Linked DNA regions of Homo sapiens: region 2 is linked to region 1. Evidence: chromatin loops called from intact Hi-C (ENCODE). Cell type or tissue: CD14-positive monocyte. All regions are shown on one strand. Each heading gives the region's core, and the rest is flanking DNA. Links, peaks and the distances in the headings are about the cores only.

The links. A loop is a pair of places that touch in the nucleus more often than their neighbours do. Peaks named below come from ENCODE experiments on the same cell type or tissue, not always from the same donor. Only the 100,000 strongest peaks of a DNase experiment are listed, where the experiment ranks them.
Region 2: it touches region 1 in a loop (2.1-fold over the local background); 4 of 110 quality-filtered maps call a loop at or near these places.

What each region holds. Positions count from the first base shown.
Region 1 is chr17:29,809,204-29,819,187 of GRCh38, reverse strand. All of the region lies in intron 2 of SSH2 (slingshot protein phosphatase 2), which reads left to right. Among named protein-coding and RNA genes, the nearest start is that of SSH2, 120 kb to the left of the region's middle. RefSeq lists an enhancer at 9,084-9,143. In CD14-positive monocyte, for the core only: no CTCF peak of the experiment used is centred there; no DNase peak of the experiment used is centred there.
Region 2 is chr17:29,856,225-29,866,208 of GRCh38, reverse strand. The region is part of intron 1 of SSH2 (slingshot protein phosphatase 2); the gene reads left to right. It also overlaps the pseudogene RPL9P30. Among named protein-coding and RNA genes, the nearest start is that of SSH2, 69 kb to the left of the region's middle. In CD14-positive monocyte, for the core only: no CTCF peak of the experiment used is centred there; a DNase peak (open chromatin) is centred at 6,040; H3K27ac peaks cover 594 bases.

The DNA of each region.
Region 1 (9,984 bases), core at 843-8,842:
ATGGCGCGATCTTGGCTCACCACAACCTCCACCTCCCCGGTTCAAGTGATTCTCCTGCCTCAGCCTCCCAAGTAGCTGGGATTACAGGCTTGCACCACCACACCCAGCTAATTTTGTATTTTTAGTAGAGACGGGGTGTCTCCATGTTGGTCAGGCTGGTCTCAAACTCCCGACCTCAGGTGATCCGCCCGCCTCGGCTTCCCAAAATGCTGGGATTACAGGTGTGAGCCACTGCACCTGGCCACTGGTGCCTTTTTTTAAACAAAGAATTAAATTTTTTTTTTTTGTAGAGATGTGGTCTCGAACTCCTGGTCTCAAGCAGTCCTTCCGTCTCAGCCTTCCAAAGTGTTGGGATGGCCAGCTGGTGCCTTTTATTGATTCTTTTAATTTATACATACAGCTAACTCTCTATTGGGACTGTACAAGTTTCTCATGAAAAAAAATATTTAACTAATGACAATAAGGATAGATGTTTTCAAAGTTACTCTCATTTATATTAGAATAAGACATAAAGGAGGGGGCTTCCTATCAGGTGTACTCATCTTGCTCTTTGTTGTTTGCCATTTTTTCTTCCTTTTTCTCCCCAGCTCTGTTCAGTTTTGGGGAGGGGGCAGATCTAGATTTAAGAATACCCTTGGCGGGCTGGGCGCAGTGGCTTATGCCTGTAATCCCAACACTTTGGGAGGCTGAGGCGGGCAGATCATGAGGTCAGGAGATCAAGACCATCCTGGTTAACATGGTGAAACCCCGTCTCTACTAAAAATACGAAAAATTAGCCGGGCTTGGTGGCAGGCACCTGTAGTCCCAGCTACTCGGGAGGCTGAGGCAGGAGAATGGCATGAACCCAGGAGGCGGAGCTTGCAGTGAGCCAAGATCACGCAACTGCACTTCAGCCTGGGCGACAAGGCAAGAATCCATCTCTTAAAAAAAAAAAAAAAGGAAGAATACCCATGGTAGATTCAACCAACCATGGATTAAAAATATTCAGAAAATTTAAAAAATAGCAATACAATAATAAAAAATAATACAAATAAAAATACTGCATAACAACTATTTATATAGCACTTACATTGTTTTATGTATTATAAGTAATCTTGAGATGATTTAAAGTATATGGGAGGCAGGCACAGTGGCTCATGCCTGTAATCTTAGCACTTTGGGAGGCTGTAGTAGGAAGATTGCTTGAATCCAGGAGTTTGAGCCCACCCTGGGTAAATCAGCAAGATCCTGTCTCTACAAAAATAATAATAATAATAATAGTAATTAGCTGGACATGGTGGCACATGCCTGTAGTCCCAGTTACTCTGGAGGCTGAGGCGGGAGGATCCCTTGAGTCCAGGAGTTTGAGCCTGTAGTGAGCCATGATCTCACTGCTGCACTCCAGCCTGGTCAACAAGAACGAGACCCCTACTCAAATAAATAAATAAATAAAGTATACAAGAGATTGTTCATAGGTTATCTGCAAATATTATGCCATTTTACATAAGACACTTGAGCATCCACTCACTTTGGTATCTGAAGGAGGGTCCTGGAAACAATCCCTCATGGATATGGAGGGATGACTCTGTATTACTAATAGATAATGTAGGATAATTAGCAGAATAATATGACTGTATCATCATAGGCTTCCTGTAGTTATTTAGCTTGATTATAAAAATTCTAATGACTTTGAGTATCATGGATGAAGCATATTATGACTCCCTGAGGATGGCAGAAGGAAAGGATTGTATTGAAAAGTTGGTTATAACCATTTCTTCTCTCTTCAAGGGGATAAGATGCATCAATAAAGTGTTCTCAGACTTTAGATCATAAATGTTTTCTAAAGTAATCTCAAGATAAAAACAAAGAAGTCCAAGAAGAGAACTTCATGAGGCTTGTGTAAAATGGGAGGGTAAGGTATATGGGAGCCTTAAGGAAGTAAGAGTGAGGTTGGAGGAGAGAATGGAGAGGACAGTGTGGAAGTTGTTAAAGAAAAACAGTGGATATTGTTTTAAATATGTAGCGGAGCAGCTTTTGAGGTAGCTTTAGTGGTCTGTAAGCTGACAATGCATGATGCTGATTTTCAACAAATTGCAGAGGAAATTCAGATGACAGAGTGCTTCTCAGGAGATTTTACCCTTCTCTATATAATATTTTGTATTCGTGTAGTTTTACTTAGATTTATATTAGTGAGGGAGGTGCTTTCTTATTATACATGAGCTGGTGGGTTGTCAAGGTTAATAGTTCTGTAAGTATAATTAAAATCTTCCTGTATTAAGTTGCCAATTAATTTTTTCTTCTGTCATTTATTTTCATTAATAAAACCAGGAGTGTTTAACTGCAAAAGGCTGTTAGTAATTGGTCTCCTTATGATTTCCAGTGTGTTAGCAAGGATCACTAGCTAGGCCTAATTTATATTAGGGATGAGATCACATTCTGATTTCTGACTCCAAATTTTCTCCTTCATTTCCGTAAATTAAGCATGGAGGCTTTGAGTTTTTTTTTTTTTTAAGTGCAGAATCTTCTTTTTCAGTATTTTGTATTGGAAGCCCAATAAAGTTAAGTGACATGCCTTCAGTCCTAGAACTAGATCAAGGAATTAGACCTAGGAATCTTAAGCATCCGATCTTCTCTTCATATCTACTAACCTACCATACCCCCTAACATTTAGCTTATGTCTTAATTGTTCAATATTAATTAAACACAGGCTTGATTTTAAAGTTACATACAACAATCCTCTGCAGTGCTTCTCAAATCTTTCCACAAGAAATTTCTATAACAGTAGTGGAGAGTGAATAGGCAACCCCTGGCAGTCTGGGTATAGAAAATTTAAAGGAGCCCATTACCTGAATTTTTATGGTTTATTTTAAGCCTTATGTAAATGAATATATCTCTATAGATCTACCTCTATATCTGTTACTATAAAAATATTACTTCCCGTTAAGTAAATTTGATGCTCTGAGAATAAACTTTATATTCGTTCTTTGGCTTCCATAATCCCTACCGCACTGAGGTATGACCCTGGGATACTTGTACCCCAGTTTAAAAATCAGGGCTCTAGGCCAGGCATGGTAGCTCACATCTGTAATCCCAGCACTTTGGGAGGCTGAGGTGGGTGGATCACTTGAGGCCAGGAGCTCAAGACCAGCCTGGCCAACATGGCAAAACCCTGTCTCCACTAAAAATACAAAAATTAGCCAGATGTGGTGGTGCGCGCCTGTAGTCCCAGCTACTCAGGAGGCTGAGACGTGAGATTTGCTTGAACTTGGGAGGCTGAGGTTTCAGTGAGCCGAGATCACGCCAGTGCACTCCAGCCTGGGCAACAGAGCGAGACTCTATCCCCCCGCCCCAGAAAAAAAATAAAAAATAAACAATCAGGGCTCTAGAGAAAAAGGACATTGAATAGGATAGAAAAGATTGTGAATTTGAGCTGAGTTCACATGGCTGTAGCAGGAGATTAGAAGCTGCTGTACAAAGAAGGAGGAAAGGGAGAGTGTCATTTATTTAGGTAGCCAGCCACCTGCCAGCAGAGGCTTTCACTTGTTGATGATCTTCCAACTTATTAAGTCTCTCTTAAAACGTTGGTTAGATGATATGTGTATTCATCTACCTAATACCTCATAAGACATCTAATTAAGAAAAGGAACAGGCTGGGCACAGTGGCTCATGCCTGTAATCTCAGCACTTCGGGAGGCCGAGGCAGGCAGATCAGCTGAGGTCAGGAGTTCAAGACCAGCCTGGCCAACATGGCAAAACCCCGTCTCTACTAAAAAATACAAAAAATAGGGGCCAGGCACGGTGGCTAACACCTGTAATCCCAGCATTTTGGGAGGCCAAGGCGGGCGGATCACGAGGTCAGGAGGTTGAGACCATCCTGGCCAACATGGTGAAACCCCATCTCTGCTAAAAATACAAAAGTTAGCTGGGTGTGGTGGCCTGTGCCTGTAATCCCAGCTACTCGGGAGGCTGAGGCAGGGGATCACTTGAATCCAGGAGGCAGAGGTTGTAGTGAGCTGAGATGGAGCCACTGCACTCCAGCCTGGGGGCAGAGCGAGACTCTGTCTCAAAAAAAAAAAAAAAAAAAATACAAAAAATAGCTAGGTGTGATGGTGGGCGCCTGTAATCCCAGCTACTTGGGTAGCCGAAGCAAGAGAATCGCTAGAACCTGGGAGGTGGAGGTTCCAGTGAGCTGAGATCACACCATTGCACTCCAGCCTGGGTATCAACAGTGAAATTCCATCTCAAAAAAAAAAAAAAAAGAAAGAAAAGGAACAGTAATTTATACATTTTCCCCATCCCTAATTCACTTTCCCATTATAATATATGTAATATATGATCATTGTAGGAAGTTTAGAAAATATAGATGGTCATATATAAGAAAGTAATCATTTATAATTCACATACCAGAAGAAACCTGCTTCTTCCCCAGTAATTATTATTTTCTGCTCATGTTTTTATTTTAAATATATAATACTTAGGCAATATAAGCTAATGGCTTAATAAAGTTCTATTACGTGGCAGTTTTTTAATTTACTCAACTTCCCGGTTTTTGTACATTAAAGTGGCTTACAGTTTGTTTGCCATTATGAATAGTCTGCATAAACCTTTGATGATATCTGATTTCTTTTATTAGAATGCATTTTTCTAAGGTATCAAAAACATGGTCAATACTAAAGCTGTTGATACAGATTGCCCATTTTTCCTGATCCTTCGACAGTATTGCATATTATTGTTTTATCTTAAATGACTTTCTTTTTTTTTTTTTTTTTTTTTTTTGAGACAGAGTCTTGCTCTGTCGCCCAGGCTGGAGTGCAGTGGTGTAATCTCCACTCACTGCAAGCTCCGCCTCCCGGGTTCACGCCATTCTCCTGCCTCAGCCTCCCGAGTAGCTGGGACTACAAGCGCGCCACCACGCCCGGCTAATTTTTTGTATTTTTAGTAGAGACGGGGTTTCACCATGTTAGCCAGGACGGTCTCGAACTCCTGACCTGGTGATCCGCCCACCTCGGCCTCCCAAAGTGCTGGAATTACAGGCATGAGCCACCGTGCCCGGCCTTTTTTTTTTTTTTTTTTTTTTTGAGACGAAGTCTCACTCTTGTCCCCCAGGCTGGAGTGCAGTGGCGCCATCTCAGCTCACTGCAACCTCCGCCTCCCAGGTTCACGCCATTCTCCTGCCTCAGCCTCCCTAGTAGCTGGGACTACAAGCGCGCCACCACGCCTGGCTAATTTTTTTGTATTTTTAGTAGAGACAGGGTTTCACCATGTTAGCCAGGATGGTCTTGATCTCCTGACCTGGTGATCCGCCCTCCTCGGCCTCCCAAAGTGCTGGGATTACAAGCATGAGCCACCAAGCCCAGCCTTTTTTTAAATTTTAATTTAATTTTTTTTTTGAGATGAAGTCTCGCTCTTCTCTTCCAGGCTGGAGTGCAGTGGCGCAATCTCAGCTCACTGCAACCTCCACCTCCCGGGTTCAAGCGATTCTCCTGCCTCAGCCTCCCAAGTAGCTGGGATTACAGGCACCTGCCACCACGCCCGGCTAATTTTTGTATTTTTAGTAGAGACGGGGTTTCACCATGTTGGCCAGGCTGGTCTCGAACTCCTGACCTCAAGAGATCCTCCCGCCTCGGCCTCCCAAAGTGCTGGGATTACAGGCGTGAGCCACCGTGCCCGGCTGCTTAAATGATTTTTTTAGGGAAAATATAGTACAGCATCCTTGTTTGGATTTTTGTTTTTTAAATTTTTTGTTTTATAAATTTCTAGCTAAACATTTTCACTTCCTTTTCATTTGTATTTCTTTTGTGAATTATCTGCTTCTAGTCTTTGCCTTTTTTACAGAGTCTCACTCACCCAGTCTGGAGTGCAGTGGTGCGCAACCTCAACTCACTGCAACCTCCGCCTACAGGGCTCAAGCGATTCTCCTGCCTTAGCCTCCCAAGTAGCTGGGATTACAGGCGCTCACCACTGCGCCCGGCTAATTTTTGTATTTTTAGTAGAGATGGGGTTTCGCCATGTTGGCCAAGCTGGTCTTGAACTCCTGACCTCAAGTGATCCACCCGCCTCAGCCTCCCAAAATGCTGGGATTACAGGCGTGAGCCACCGTGCCCTGCCCCCATTTTTTTATTGGTGTTTATCTTTTTCTAATTGGAATTCCTTGTTCGTTGAGACTATTAATTCATTCTTTTATATACGGTGAAAATCTTTTCGTTGGACTTTAAATTTTGTTTTTTATTTTTATTTTTTCTTCTCCCTCTCTCTGTATACACTTTTGGTTTTGAATATATGGCATGGTTGGTTTTTTGTTTGTTTGTTTGTTTGTTTTTGTGACGGAGTCTTGCTCTGTCACCCAGGCTGGAGTGCAGTGGTGTGATCCCGGCTCACTGCAAGCTCCGTCTCCTGGTTCTCGCCATTCTCCTGCCTCAGCCTCCCGAGTAGCTGGGACTACAGGCGCCCGCCACCATGCCCAGCTAAATTTTTATATTTTTAGTAGAGACGGGGTTTCACCGTGTTAGCCAGGATGGTCTCGATCTCCTGACCTCGTGATCCACCCGCTTCGGTGTCCCAAAGTGCTGGGATTACAGGCATGAGCCATCGCGCCCGGCTGGCATGGTTTTAAAATGCATAAATAGGCTGGGCGTAGTGGCTGACACCTGTAATCCCAGTGCTTTGGGAGACCAAGGCAGGAGGATCGCTTGAATCCAGGAGTTCAAGACCAACCTGGGCAATAGAGTGAGCTGTCATCTCTACAAAAAATTAAAAAGTTAGTCAAGCATGGTGGCATGTGCCTGTAGTCCCAGCTACTCAGGAGGCTGAGGTGAGAGAATCACGTGAGTCTGGGAGGCAGAGGCTGCAGTGAGCCAAAATTGTGTGACTGCACCCCAACCTGGGCAACAAAATAAGACCCTATCTTCAAAAAAAAAGGCAGAAATATATATTTTAAAAAACATAATTGTGTGAAGATACTAAAAACATTGAATTGTATACTTTTAATAGGTGAATTGTATGGTATATGAATTATTTCTCAATAAGACTTAAAAAAAAAAAAAAAAAGAACACATACTATGGCCAGGTATCAGGGTATAAAAATAAGACACAGTCCCTGTTTCAAAAGGTTCACAGTTTAATGAATGAGTCTTTTTTTCTTATTTTTCATGAGGGTTAGAGATAAGTATTACCACTTGCTCCCTGACAACAGTTCTTATGTTGGATATATGTAATCTCCTCTTTTATATAAAAATCATAAATATATTTAAATGTAAATTAAAATAGTCGATAGAAAATCAAACTCTTTAGATATTTTTATACTTGAGATTATACAAATTCTTAGAGAATTAGGTGGTGAAGCTTGCATTAAATTATTTGGTTCATGCCTGTCCCAGCATTTCAAGAGGCTGAGGTAGGCAAATTACTTGAGCCTAGGAGTTCAAGACCAGCCTAGACAACATAGTGAGACTCTGTCTCTACAAAAAATAAAATTTAGCTGGGCATGGTGGTGCACACCTGTAGTCCCAGCTAGTTGGGAGGCTGAGGTGGAAGGATCACTTGAGCCCAGGGGTTCAAGACAACAGTAAGGTATGATCGCAACAGTGCACTGCAGCCCGGGCAACAGAGCTAGACTCTGTCTCCAAGAAAAAAAAAAACTTGTGGTTCACATTTCATTTATAAGTATTTCTATCTTATTTGTGAGTGGAAGCACTTGTTTACGTAACTTCAATGAATAGCTTTTTACATTTTTACTCTTTGAAAAGTGATTATTAAATGAAAAAATATATAAAAATTTATTTTTTAAAACTGCAATAAACCAGTTAATATCAAAATAAATATATAGAAATGATTTGCTATTGTATATTGCCGGCAATAACCATTATATATTACGTAATATATAATATAATCAAATGTAATATTAAAAAGTTCCTGGCCAGGTACAGTGGCTCACACTTGTAATCCCAGCATTTTGGGTGGCTAAGGAGGATGGATCACTTGAGGCCAGGAGTTCAACACCAGCCTGGCCAACATGGCAAAACTCCATCTCTACTAAAAATACAAAAATTAGCCAGGTGTGGTGGTGCGCACCTGTAGTCGCAGCTACTCGGGAGGCTGAAGCAGTAGAATCGCTTGAACCCAGGAGGCAGAGGTTGCAGTGAGCCGAGATTGTGCCACCGCACTCCACCTTGTGCAACAGAGCGAGACTCTGTCTCCAAAAAACAAACAAAAAAAGAATTTTCTTGGGCCACATATAAAATACACTAATGATAGCCGATGAGCTGAGAAAAAAAATTACAAAAAAAAATCATAATGTTTTAAGAAAGTTTACGAATTTGTGTTGGGCCACATTCAAAGCCATTCTGGGCATGGGTTGGACAAGCTTGTTCTAAAGGGATTTTTAGGGTGTTGAAAACCTAACAAAGTCATTTGGAAGACTAAGTGGGTGAAATTGTGCACTCAAAATTAAAAGATGAGATTCTCACAGTCACATATTGAAAACAATTATAAGCTAATAATAGCATGGTGTACAAGAAAGATGTTGCCTAGAAGGCCCAGAAATAGACCTTAGTACATGAAAATATTTAGTGTATGATTAAGGTAGAATTTCAAGTCAGTTGGGGAAAATGGATAAATAGCCAGGTAGTGCTGTAATAACAATTAACTATTTGGGGAGAAAATTAAGTTAGATAGCTCTATCTTCAACCATATACCACAATAAATTGTAGATGAATTAATGAACTATTTTCTGGGAAACTTATTTAAATATGCAAGTTAAAAAATAGAAGCTATAAAGATTGCTAGATATGACTATCTAAAATAAAATAAATAGAACCCACTTCTAAAAGCAGATGATGATGATTAGTTCCCTAATTTATGATTATTATTGACAACATTGACCCATTCATCTTTGTTTCTATGAGAATTCTGTTGTGCAGTCTCTAAAATGGTTGCGTATGTGAAAATGTGGGATGGCTATAGCTAAGAATATTCTTGTTTGAGGAATTACTATCTTTTTGTATTTTAAATCAGGGTGTTTGCAGACTGAATCTACATTATAGAAAATGGGGCACCTTGGTTGGAGAATCTGTCCTACAATACTTGTTCTTTCTTTTACATTAGTCATTTATTCAAAATTTTTATTCAGCATTGCTAGGTGCTGAGTATACAGCAGTGATCAAGAGACAGTTCCTGCCTTCAAGCTTATAATATGGAGACCAACAAGTAAACAGGCAGTGTGAGAATTGCTACACTAGAGAACTGTAGAGGGAGTATGGTTGTATTTGGAAAGACCGTGGAACCCAGTCCTAGAGGGATCAAGGAAGGCCTCTGGAGAAAGGGACACCTAAGTTCCAATCTAAAAGATAAGTAGGGCTGGTGGGGTGGCTCATGCCTGTAATCCCAGCACTTTGGGAGGCCGAGGTGGAAGGATTGCTCGGAGCCAGGTGTTCGAAACCAGCCTGGTCAACCAAGCGAGACCCTGTCTCTAAAAAAAATTTTTTTTAATGAGCTGGGCACGGTGGTGTGTGCCTGTAGTCTCAGTTACTCAGGAGGCTGAGGTGGGGGAATCTCTTGAACCTAGGAGTTCAAGGCTGCAGTGAGCTATAATCACACCACTGCCCTGCAGTCTGGGCTTCAGAGTTAGATTTCATCTCATGAATGAGGGAATAAAGGATTAATAGAAGTAGGCAAGCAAAAGGGGGAATGAAGGGTATTCTAGGCAGAGGGAACAGTAAAGTCTGAGACAAGACGGAGTGGTATGTTAGAGATACTACAAGACTTTAAGTACAGCAAAATTCACCTGCAGTTGAAGTGTACCTATATCTGAAACTAAATGATATCATTTTGTAGGATATGGGTAAAAGAAAATACTTGTGATACTAACACTGGTGAGGAGTAGAGGAAAATTAACTTCCAGCTAATGGCAGTCTATCAAGCTACTAAATAGGATTGCTTTTGCATATTTATTTATTTAGAGACAGAGTCTCACTCTGTTGCCCAGGCTGGAGTGCAGTGGTGCAATCT
Region 2 (9,984 bases), core at 1,051-9,050, 47 kb before region 1:
ACTGCTTGTTTTCAGTTAATTGATTTTTCTAAACTGGTTTCAAATTCTTCCAGCATATAGTCTCCTTTGCTCCCTTATTTCTTTTCTTTCTTTTTTTTTTTTTTTTGAGATGGAGTTTCACTCTGCCACCCAGGCTGGAATACAGTGGCACGATCTAGGCTTACTGAAGCCTCCGCCTCCTGGGTTCAAGCGATTCTCCTGCCTCAGCCTCCTGAGTAGCTGGGACTGCAAGGCACCCACCACCATGCCTGGCTAATTTTTTGTATTTTTAGTGGAGACAGGGTTTCACCATGTTGACCAGGCTGGTCTCGAACTCCTGACCTCAGGTAATCCGCCCGCCTCAGCCTCCCAAAGTGCTGAGATAACAGGCGTGAGCCTCCATGCCCAGCCTGCTCCCTCATTTCTGATATTTGTAAATTTATTGTTCTTCATCTTCTGGTAGTCTTTAGAAGACACTAATTTTTAATTAATCACAATTAGACTTTGTTTCAGGTTCCATTGCTATTTTCTCTGCAGCTTCAACTATTTCTGTCTTTTATAGGTTAAATTAATGAAACCAAACCCCATTTGGGTTCAGTGAAATCTGTGATAGGAATTAAGGTCAGCAAAGTCTTCTTCCCCTTCAAGGAATGATTTTTTAGAGTATTTGTGATTTATTCTTGGTATCCATGATTCTTCCTTAAACTAGGGTTAGAAGTTCCTTAGAGCCCTGACAAATGATACAGTGCATTTTTACTCTCAGCAAATTATCTGCCAGGAAGAGGTTGAATCCCAAGTCCTCCCTCTTTATTTTATAGACTGGATAGGAAACTGGGTTGTAAAGCTTTCCTGCTGGGGATCTCTAATTTCCAAATTGAGTTTAAACTGCTGATTCTCTTTCTTCCCTCCAAGCTCTGATGTTAAAATAAATGTTATCTCTCCACACAGCTGCAGTGATTTAATTGTTGTGCTGTATCAATCTTAAGTTGCAGAAATTACTTTACACTTCTTTTAATTGTAGACTTACCATTTTAGAATATTAAGTCTGTTTTTGTATCTGAGTCAAATATGTATAATAGAGAAGACATTTATCTCTTATTTCAATTTGGTTGTAGAGAAACTGTTTCTTCAGTGCCTGGAGAAGTCATTGGAATTTGGAAACCCACTGCTTAACTGTTTTCATAGGAGTGATATGATTCCACCATTCTAGTTTTAATGCAGTGATTTAAGTGCTATATACAGAAGCAAATACTTTGGACCAGTGGCTCTGAAACTTTAATTTATATCTGAATTACCTGGAGGGCTTGTGAAAAACACATTTCTGGGCACTACACTAGATTTTTATTTGGTAGATCAGGGGTGGGGCCCAAGAATTTGCATTTCTAGCAAGTTGTCAGGTGATTCTGCTGGTCTGGAGACCACACTGAGAATCACTGCTTAGAGGATTTTTTTCTCTCATTTCAGAAACATGCCCTTTTAGGGAAGCTGATTATATTAGAAAAAGAGAAGGGAAAAAATTCAAAAACAAAAAACAAACAAAACTACCTCAAGGAGATGACAGCGTTGTTTCTTTTTTTTTTTTTTTAGTAAGTATTCAGATTATCTCTGTGTGAGGGTGTGAATTTGCAACTACAAGTAATGTGGCATTTGTATGGGATCTGAGATGTGATCAAGTGAACATTCAAAGAATGATAAGCAAAATCTTTAAATCTTATCACCGTTAGTTGCAATAGAAGACTTAGAAAGACAAGGAGAGATATTGTGAAAAAGTATGAGTATATCTATAAGAGACCTGAATTAAAATCTCTACTCTACCACTTAGACTTCATTTATATGAATTTGGAGTGTGTAACCTTACTGGGTTCTTTTAGTATTTTTTTAATCTATCTATCTATTTATTTATTTATTTATTTATTTATTTATTTAGATGGAGTTTTGCTGTTGTTGCCCAGGCTGGAGTGCAATGGCGCAATCTTGGCTCACTGCAACCTCTGCCTCCTGGGTTCAAGCAATTCTCCTACCTCAGCCTCCTGAGTAGCTGAGATTACAGGCGCCTGCCATCACGCCCAGCTAATTTTTTGTATTTTTAATAGAGATGGGGTTTCATCATGGTGGCCAGGCTGGTCTTAAACTCCTGACCTCAGGTGATCCACCCACCTCGGCCTCCCAAAGTGCAGGGGTACAGGCGTGAGCCACCGCGCCCAGCCTAGTATTGAATGAGATAAGAAATCTGAAATGCTTTACCTATGGTAGCTGTCCATCAAAGTTACTTTCATAGAAGCTGGCATCCTCAGTTGCTTTTGTACACTCAGGAATCTTTTCAAAGTTTAAGGGTGATAAATTTTATCCAAAGTAATTACTCGTAAAATAATTGGATCCCAACAATTACACCCCTGTGCATCTGTAGAAGTGCAGACATAGAAGATGTGGGACTTACTCTCCAAGCACACAAAATCTACTTATAGATTTAGGATTCTTTCTTTTGAAGTACCAGAATACCATATTAAAAGTGAGATAATGTTTAAGATGAGAAGGCCAGGAGCAAGGCAATTATAGACTTGATACAGTGATTAATGCAGTTGTCAAGGTTCTGAGTTCTGTCTGTCTGCTCTACCATCTTTAACTTGCTTCCTTTTGTCCTTGGGCCTCTCTTTTTGAGGTCACAAAATGGCTGTCACAGCTCTAGATATCAAATCTGCATAACTGCATCCAAAGGCATAGAAAGGGCAGTTTGTTTTCTCAAATCTCCTTTGTCATGGTGGAAAACTTTTCCCACAAGCCACAGCAGACTTGTCCTCAAGCCTTGAAGACCAGTATTAAGATGTATGACTGTTCTGGGCTTCAGGGAGGCTAAGCTGAAAAGGCAGGTACTTGGCATTGTTAGCCTGAGTACTGGACTGGTAGGTAAAAGAGGTTAGAGATGACTGTTGGGTAGACAACAGAAACAGAAGCCACAGGGAGACAAGACTGCACAGATTAGAGAACAGTTCTGGGCAATTTATCATTAGGCTGAATTGTGTGCTCTAGGCCAGGAGTTGGCAATCTTTTTTTGTTGTTGTTGTTAAGGACCAGTTAGTAAATATTTCAGGCCTCCCCTAAAGATGCCAAAAGCCACATATGGTCTCTGTTGCACATTCTTTGTCCTTTTTTTTAAAAAAAAAACAATCCTTTTTAAAATGCAAAAGCCATTCTTAGCTTGCTGGCTGTATAAAAACAGACCATGGGCCACATTTGGCCCACAGGCTATAGTTTGCCAACCCCTGCCTACATAAGGAAGGTTCAGAAGGGATCTCCTACTTCAGTGGGGCTGAAGTAATCATTTTGAAGCCTCCTGAAATTCTGGGATTTGACTGGTGCTTTGAAGGATGGGTGAGATTTGGACTGAGAGATGTGTTCCTTCTAAAGGGCACAGTGAGAGGAGAAACAAGCCTATGATACTTACCATAACACAGTTGTGTGTTACGTGCAATGAGTGAAGAGCAGCAATACCTTTGCAAATGAAATAGGCTAATTGCAGGCCAGAGTTAGGGAGTAATGTGGCATGAGTATCTTGACTCTCTTAGCCACTGACAGGCCAAGCTGCTAAGAGGCTCTGAGAAATGAAGATGCTCTTTTGGCTTAAAGCTTCCATGTTGATCTGGAGCCCAAGGGAGGCAGTGTTTCATGTAACGGCTCTTCCAGTAGGAGCTGTTGCTACTATTACTATTAAGGAACAAATATCATGTGTTCAGGGGAGTGAAGACTGTTGGTCTCTTAATTATACCTACATACAAAGATTATAACTTATCTTCAAGTTGTGTTATTTTTATAGCAACAAGGAAGAATTGCAACAACTAATACTAAGTCACTGATTCATTGAACATTTATTGAATGTTTACTGTGTGCCAGGCCCTGGCAGTACAAGTTGAGAAGCTCATAGTCCAGAGGGGGATAAAGAACCTGTATAGCAATAATTACAGTAGTGAGTTAAGAGTTAGAAAATGTGTGCACAAGGAACTGTGGATGCCTGGAAGAAGGAACCAGTCAATTTATCCTGATTTAAATTTTCAAATTGACTCAGTTAAATTCAGTAACCACAGATTGTATCCCTAATACTAGACAATTTGCAAATCTGTACCATTTATCACGAAAAAAGCCTATGTAAAATACTATGAGTGGATTAAATCCAAATCATCACCTCTCCAGAAAAAGCTATTTCAAACATTCTGTGGCTGATATTAAGTTTTTGCGATCCTCTTTATGTGCAAAGTATATAACTATAGTGTTGTATTTCCCATTGTACTTAATTAATTTTTTGCTTCCCAGTTTATTGGTGTAAACACTGGATTCTAGAAAACAATTGTTTCCCCCCAGTAAAGCCTTCAAAGACGAAGATTATGGGCCAGGCACAGTGGCTCATGCCTGTAGCACTTTGGGAGGCCCAGGTGGGCGGATCATGAGGTCAGGAGTTCAAGACCAGCCTGGCTAACATAGTGAAACCTCATCTCTACTAAAAATACAAAGCCGAGCATGGTGGCGGGTGCCTGTAGTCCCAGCTACTTGGGAGGCTAAGGCAGGAGAATCTCTTGAACCCGGCAGTGGAAGGTTGCAGTGAGCCGAGATCGCACCACTGCACTCTAGCCTGGACAGCACAGCAAGACCGTCTCAAGAAAAAAAAAAGAAGAAGATTATGGTGGTGGGCAGAATAATGGCCTCCAGTAGAGTCCTCATTCTAATCAGCTGTGAACCTGTAAATATGTTATCTTAACATAGTAAACGAGAAATTAAGGTTGCTGATCATATATAACTTTAAAATAGGAAGATTACCCTGGATTATCGGGGCAGGATGCAACATAATCAGTCACAAAGGCTGTTAAAGTAGAAGAGGGACACCCAAAACTATAAAAACCCTAGAAGACAACCTAGGCAGTACCATTCTGGACATAGGAACAGGCAAAGATTTTATGACACAGATGCCAAAAGCAATTGCAAAGAAGTAAAAGTTGACTAGTTGACTCTAATTAAACTAAAGAGCTTCTGCACAGCAAAAGAAACTATCAACAGAGTGAACAGACAACCTGTAGAATGGGAGAAAATGTTTACAAACTATGCATCTGACAGAGGTCTGATATCCAGCATCTATAAGGAACTTAAACAGATATACAAGAAAAAAAAACAAAAAACTCCATTTAAAAGTGGGCCAAAGGGCTGGACACGGTGGCTCACACCTGTAATCCCAGTACTTTGGGAGGCTGAGATGGGAGGATCACTTGAGGTCAGGAGTTCAAGAGTGGCCTGGCCAACATGGTGAAACCTGTCTCTACTAAAAATACAAAAATTAGCCGGGCGTCATGGCACACGCTTGTAATCCCAGCTACTTGGGAGGCTGAAGCACGAGAATTGCTTGAACCTGGGAGGTGTATGTTGCAGTGAACTGAGATCATGCCACTGCACTCTAGCCTGGGGGACAGAGCGAGACTCTGTCTCAAAAAAAAAAAAGAAAAAAAGTGGGCAAAGGAGACTGAGCACAGTAGCTCATGCCTGTAATCCCAGCACTTTGGGAGGCCGAGGCAGGTGGATCACTTGAGGTCAGGAGTTCATGACTAGCCTGGCCAACATGGCGAAACCTTGTCCATACTAAAAATACAAAAATTAGCTGGGCATGGTGGGACCCTCCTGTAATCGCGGTGGCTGAAGCAAGAGAATTGCTTGAACCCAGGATGCAGAGGTTGCAATGAGCTGAGATTGCACCACTGTACTCCATCCTGGGTGATAGAGTGAGACTCTGTCTCAAAAAAAAAAAAAAAAAAAAGTGGGCAAAGGCCATGAAGAGACGCTTTTCAAAAGAAGAAGTACATGTTGCCAACAATCATATGAAAAAAAGCTCAACATCACTGATCATTAGAGAAATGCAAATCAAAACCATAGTGAGATACCATCTCACAGCAGTCAGAATGGCTATTATTAAAAGTCAAAAAATAACAAATGCTGAGGAGATTGTGGAGAAAATGGAATGCTTATACACTGTTAGTGGGAGTGTAAATTAGTTCAACCATTGTGGAAAGCAGTGTGGCAATTCCTCAAAGAGCTAAAAACAGAATTACCGCCGGCATGCTGACTCACGCCTATAATCCCAGCACTTTGAGAGGCCAAGGCTGGTGGATCACCTGAGGTCAGGAGTTCAAAACCAGCCTGGTCAACATGGTGAAACCCTATCTCTACTAAAAATACAAAAAATTAGCTGGGCTTGGTGGTGGGCACCTGTAATCCCAGCTACTCAGGAGGTTGAGGCAGGAGAATCGCTTGAACTCAGGAGGTGGAGGTTGCAGTGAGCCAAGGTCGTGCCATTGCACTCCAGCCTGGAAAACAAGAGCGAAACTCCATCTCAAAAAAACAAAAACAAAAAAACAGAGCTACCATTCGACCCAACAATCCCCTTACTGGATATATACCCAAAGGAATATAAATCATTCCATCATAATGACACATGCATGTGTATGTTCATTGCAGCCCTATTTACAACAGCAAAGACATGGAATCAGCCTAAATGCCCATCGATGATAGACTGGATAAAGAAAATGTGGTACATATACACTACGAAATACTATGCAGCCATAAAAAAGAACAAGATTATGTCCTTTGCAGGAACATGGATGGAGCTGGATGCTGTTACCCTTAGCAAACTAACATGGGAACAGAAAACCAAATACCGCATGTTCTTATAAGTGGGAGCTAAATGATGAGAACACATGGACACATAGAGGGGAACACAGACACCAGGGCCTACCAGAGAGTGGAGGGTGCAAAGAAGGAGGGGATCAGGAAAAATAACTAATGAGTCCTAGGTTTAATACCTGGATGATGAAATAATCTATAAAGCAAACCCCTGTGACATGAGTTTATTCATATAACAAACCTGCATATATACCCAGGAACTTAAAAGTTAAAAAAAGAGAAAGAAAAAAAAGTGTAAGAGGAACCCAGGAAAGGAGGTCAGATTGATGCGTTAAGAGAACTCAACCCACCTTTACCGATATTGAAGATAGAGGAAGGGAGCCATGAGCCAAAGAATGCAGATAGCCACTAGATGCTAGAAAAGGCAAAGAAATTGATTCTCCTAAAAATAGTTAGGGCTACCATAACAAGTATAAGCCATTTAAACAGACTGATCACTTAAATAACAAATATTTATTTTCTCATAGTTTTGGAGGCTGAAAGTCAAAGATCAATGTGTTGGCAATGTGTTGATTTCTTCTGAGGCTGACCTTCTTGGCCTGTAGAAGGCTGTCCTCTCCCTCTGTTTTCACATGGTCTTTCCTCTGGGTGTATCTGTGTCCTAATCTCTTCTCTTTTTCTATTTTATTTATTTATTTTTTTTTGAGACAGGGTCTTGCTCTGCCATCTAGGCTAAAATGCAGTGGTGTGATCATAGCTCACTGTAAACTTGAACTGCTGGGCTCAAGCAATCCTTCTGCCTCAGCCTCCCGAGTAGTTAGGGCGACAGGCATGCCCAGCTATTTTGTTTTTATTTTTTTGTAGAGATGGCATCTTGCTATGTTGCTCAGGCTGGTCTCGATCTCCTGGCCTCAAGTGATTCTCTTGCCTTGGCCTCTCAAAGTGCTGGGATTATAGGCATGAGCCACTACATGTGGCCCTAATCTCTTTTCATGAGAATATGAGTCATATTGGATTAGGGCCCACCTATATTGGATTAGGGCCTACCCATATTGGAACCACCCCTAGGTTACTAAACCTCATTTTAACTTGATTACTCTTTAAAGGCTCCGTTTCCAAATACAACCACATTCTGAGATACTGGGGATTGAAACTTAAACATGTGAATTTTAGGGGACACAATTTAGCCTGTAACATTCCCCTAGATCCTGCAGAAGGAACACAGGTCTGCCACCTGTTTGATTTTAGGACTCCTTGCCTCTAGACTGTAAAATAATAAATGTATGTTGTTTAAGCCATCGAGTTTGTGGTAATTTGTTATAGCATATTAGAAAATGAGTTTAATTGTAAGTAACTTGAATCTATTAGTAGGAGGCTGATTAACTGAATCATGGGATATCTCTGCAATGAAATATTTGCAGCAATCAGAAACAATGAAATGAATGTCTTAACAGATGAATGGATAAACAAAATGCCATATGTGTGCAATAGAATATTATTCAGACTTAGGAAGGAAATTCTGACACATGCTACAACATGCATGTATCTTGAGGACCTTATGCTAAGTAAGATAACTCAGTCAAAGACAAACAGTGTATGATTCCACTTACATGAATTATCTAGACAAGTCAAAACTCATAGAAACAAAGTGAGTGGTAGTTGCTAAGGGTTGGAATAGGGGGAAATGAAGAGTTGTTTGGTGGATATAGATTCAGTTTTTTGAGATGAAAAAGCTTTAGAGATTGACTATACAACAGTGTGAATATACTGAACTGTACAGTTAACAATAGTTAAGATGGGGCCGGGTGTGATGGCTTATGCCAACACTTTGGGAGGCCAAGGCAGGAGGATTGTTTGAGCCCAGGAGTTTGCAGCCTTTCTGGGAAACATAGTGAGACCCCATCTCTACAGAAAAATTTTAAAAATTACCTGGGTGTGGTAATTTTTAGTCCCAGCAACTAGGGAGGCTGAGATGGGAGGATCGCTTGAGCCTGAGAGGTCCAGGCTTCAGTGAGCCATGATCATGCCACTGTACTTCAGCCTGGGTGACAGCAAGACTCTGTCTCAAAAAAATCAGTTAAGATGGTTGATATGGTTTGACTGTGTCCCCACCCAAATCTCATCTTGAATTCCCACGTGTTGTAGAAGGGAAACTCTGGTGGGAGGTAACTGAATCATGAGGCAAGTCTTTCCCGTGCTGTTCTCATGATAGTGAATAAGTCTCCTGAGATCTGATGGTTTTAAAGAAAGGAGTTCCCCACACAAGCTCTCTCTTTACCTGCTGCCATCCATGTAAGATGTGACTTGCTCTTCCTTGCCTTCTGCCATGATTGTGAGGCTTCCCCAGCCATGTGGAACTGTAAGCCCAATTAAACCTCTTTCTATGTAAATTGCCCAGTTTCGGGTATGTCTTTGTCAGCAGCGTGAAAACAGACTAATACAGTAAATTGGTACCAGTAGAATGCTGAAATGAGTTAAGACTTTGGGGGACTCTTGGGAAGGCATGATTGGTTTTGAAATGTGAGGACATGAGATTTGGGAGGGGCCAGGGGTGGAATGATATGGTTTGGCTGCATCCCCACCCAAATCTTGAATTCCGACATGTTGTGGGAGGGACCCGGTAGGAGGTAATTGAATCATGGGTAAATTTTATGTTATGTTATTTTTTATGTTATGTAGTTTTTAAAAAATAGTGAAACAAAGATACTAAGTTTAAAAGGCAAGGGCAGAAAAATAGGTGCAGTGTGCTTTCATTTGTGTATTTTGGAGAAAGAACATCTACACACACAATGCTTGTATGTACACAGAATAATCCTGAAAGGATTCCTTGGGAACTGGCATAGTGATTACTTCTAGGAATGGGGTTGTGGTAGGTGGGAGGACGGGGATGGAGGAAGACTTAAAAATACTCTTTGACACCTTCTTAGTTGTTTACCACATATATGTGTTACATACTAAAATAATTGTTTTTGGGGATTTTGTTTGTTTGTTTTTGTTTTTTGAGACAGAGTCTCACTCTGTTGCCCAAGCTGGAGTGCAGTGGTGGGATCACGGCTCACTGCAGCCTCAACCTCCTGGGCTCAAATGGTCCTCTCGCCTCAGCCTCTTGCATAGCTGAGACTACAGGCATGCATCACCAAGCCCAGCTGTAATAGAGGTATTTTAATGCATCATTAAAATATCACAAACAGGTCTTATCAACCATACAGTATCTTGTTGCTGTAGCTGGACAACTCTTAGATCTTATTCATCAGCCTGCTAAACTGTTCCTTTTTCAGTGACATACAGATCATCTGAAAGTTTTCTGTTATCTTTGTTTTTAACTGTTGTGGATTGCTAAATCAAAGCAGT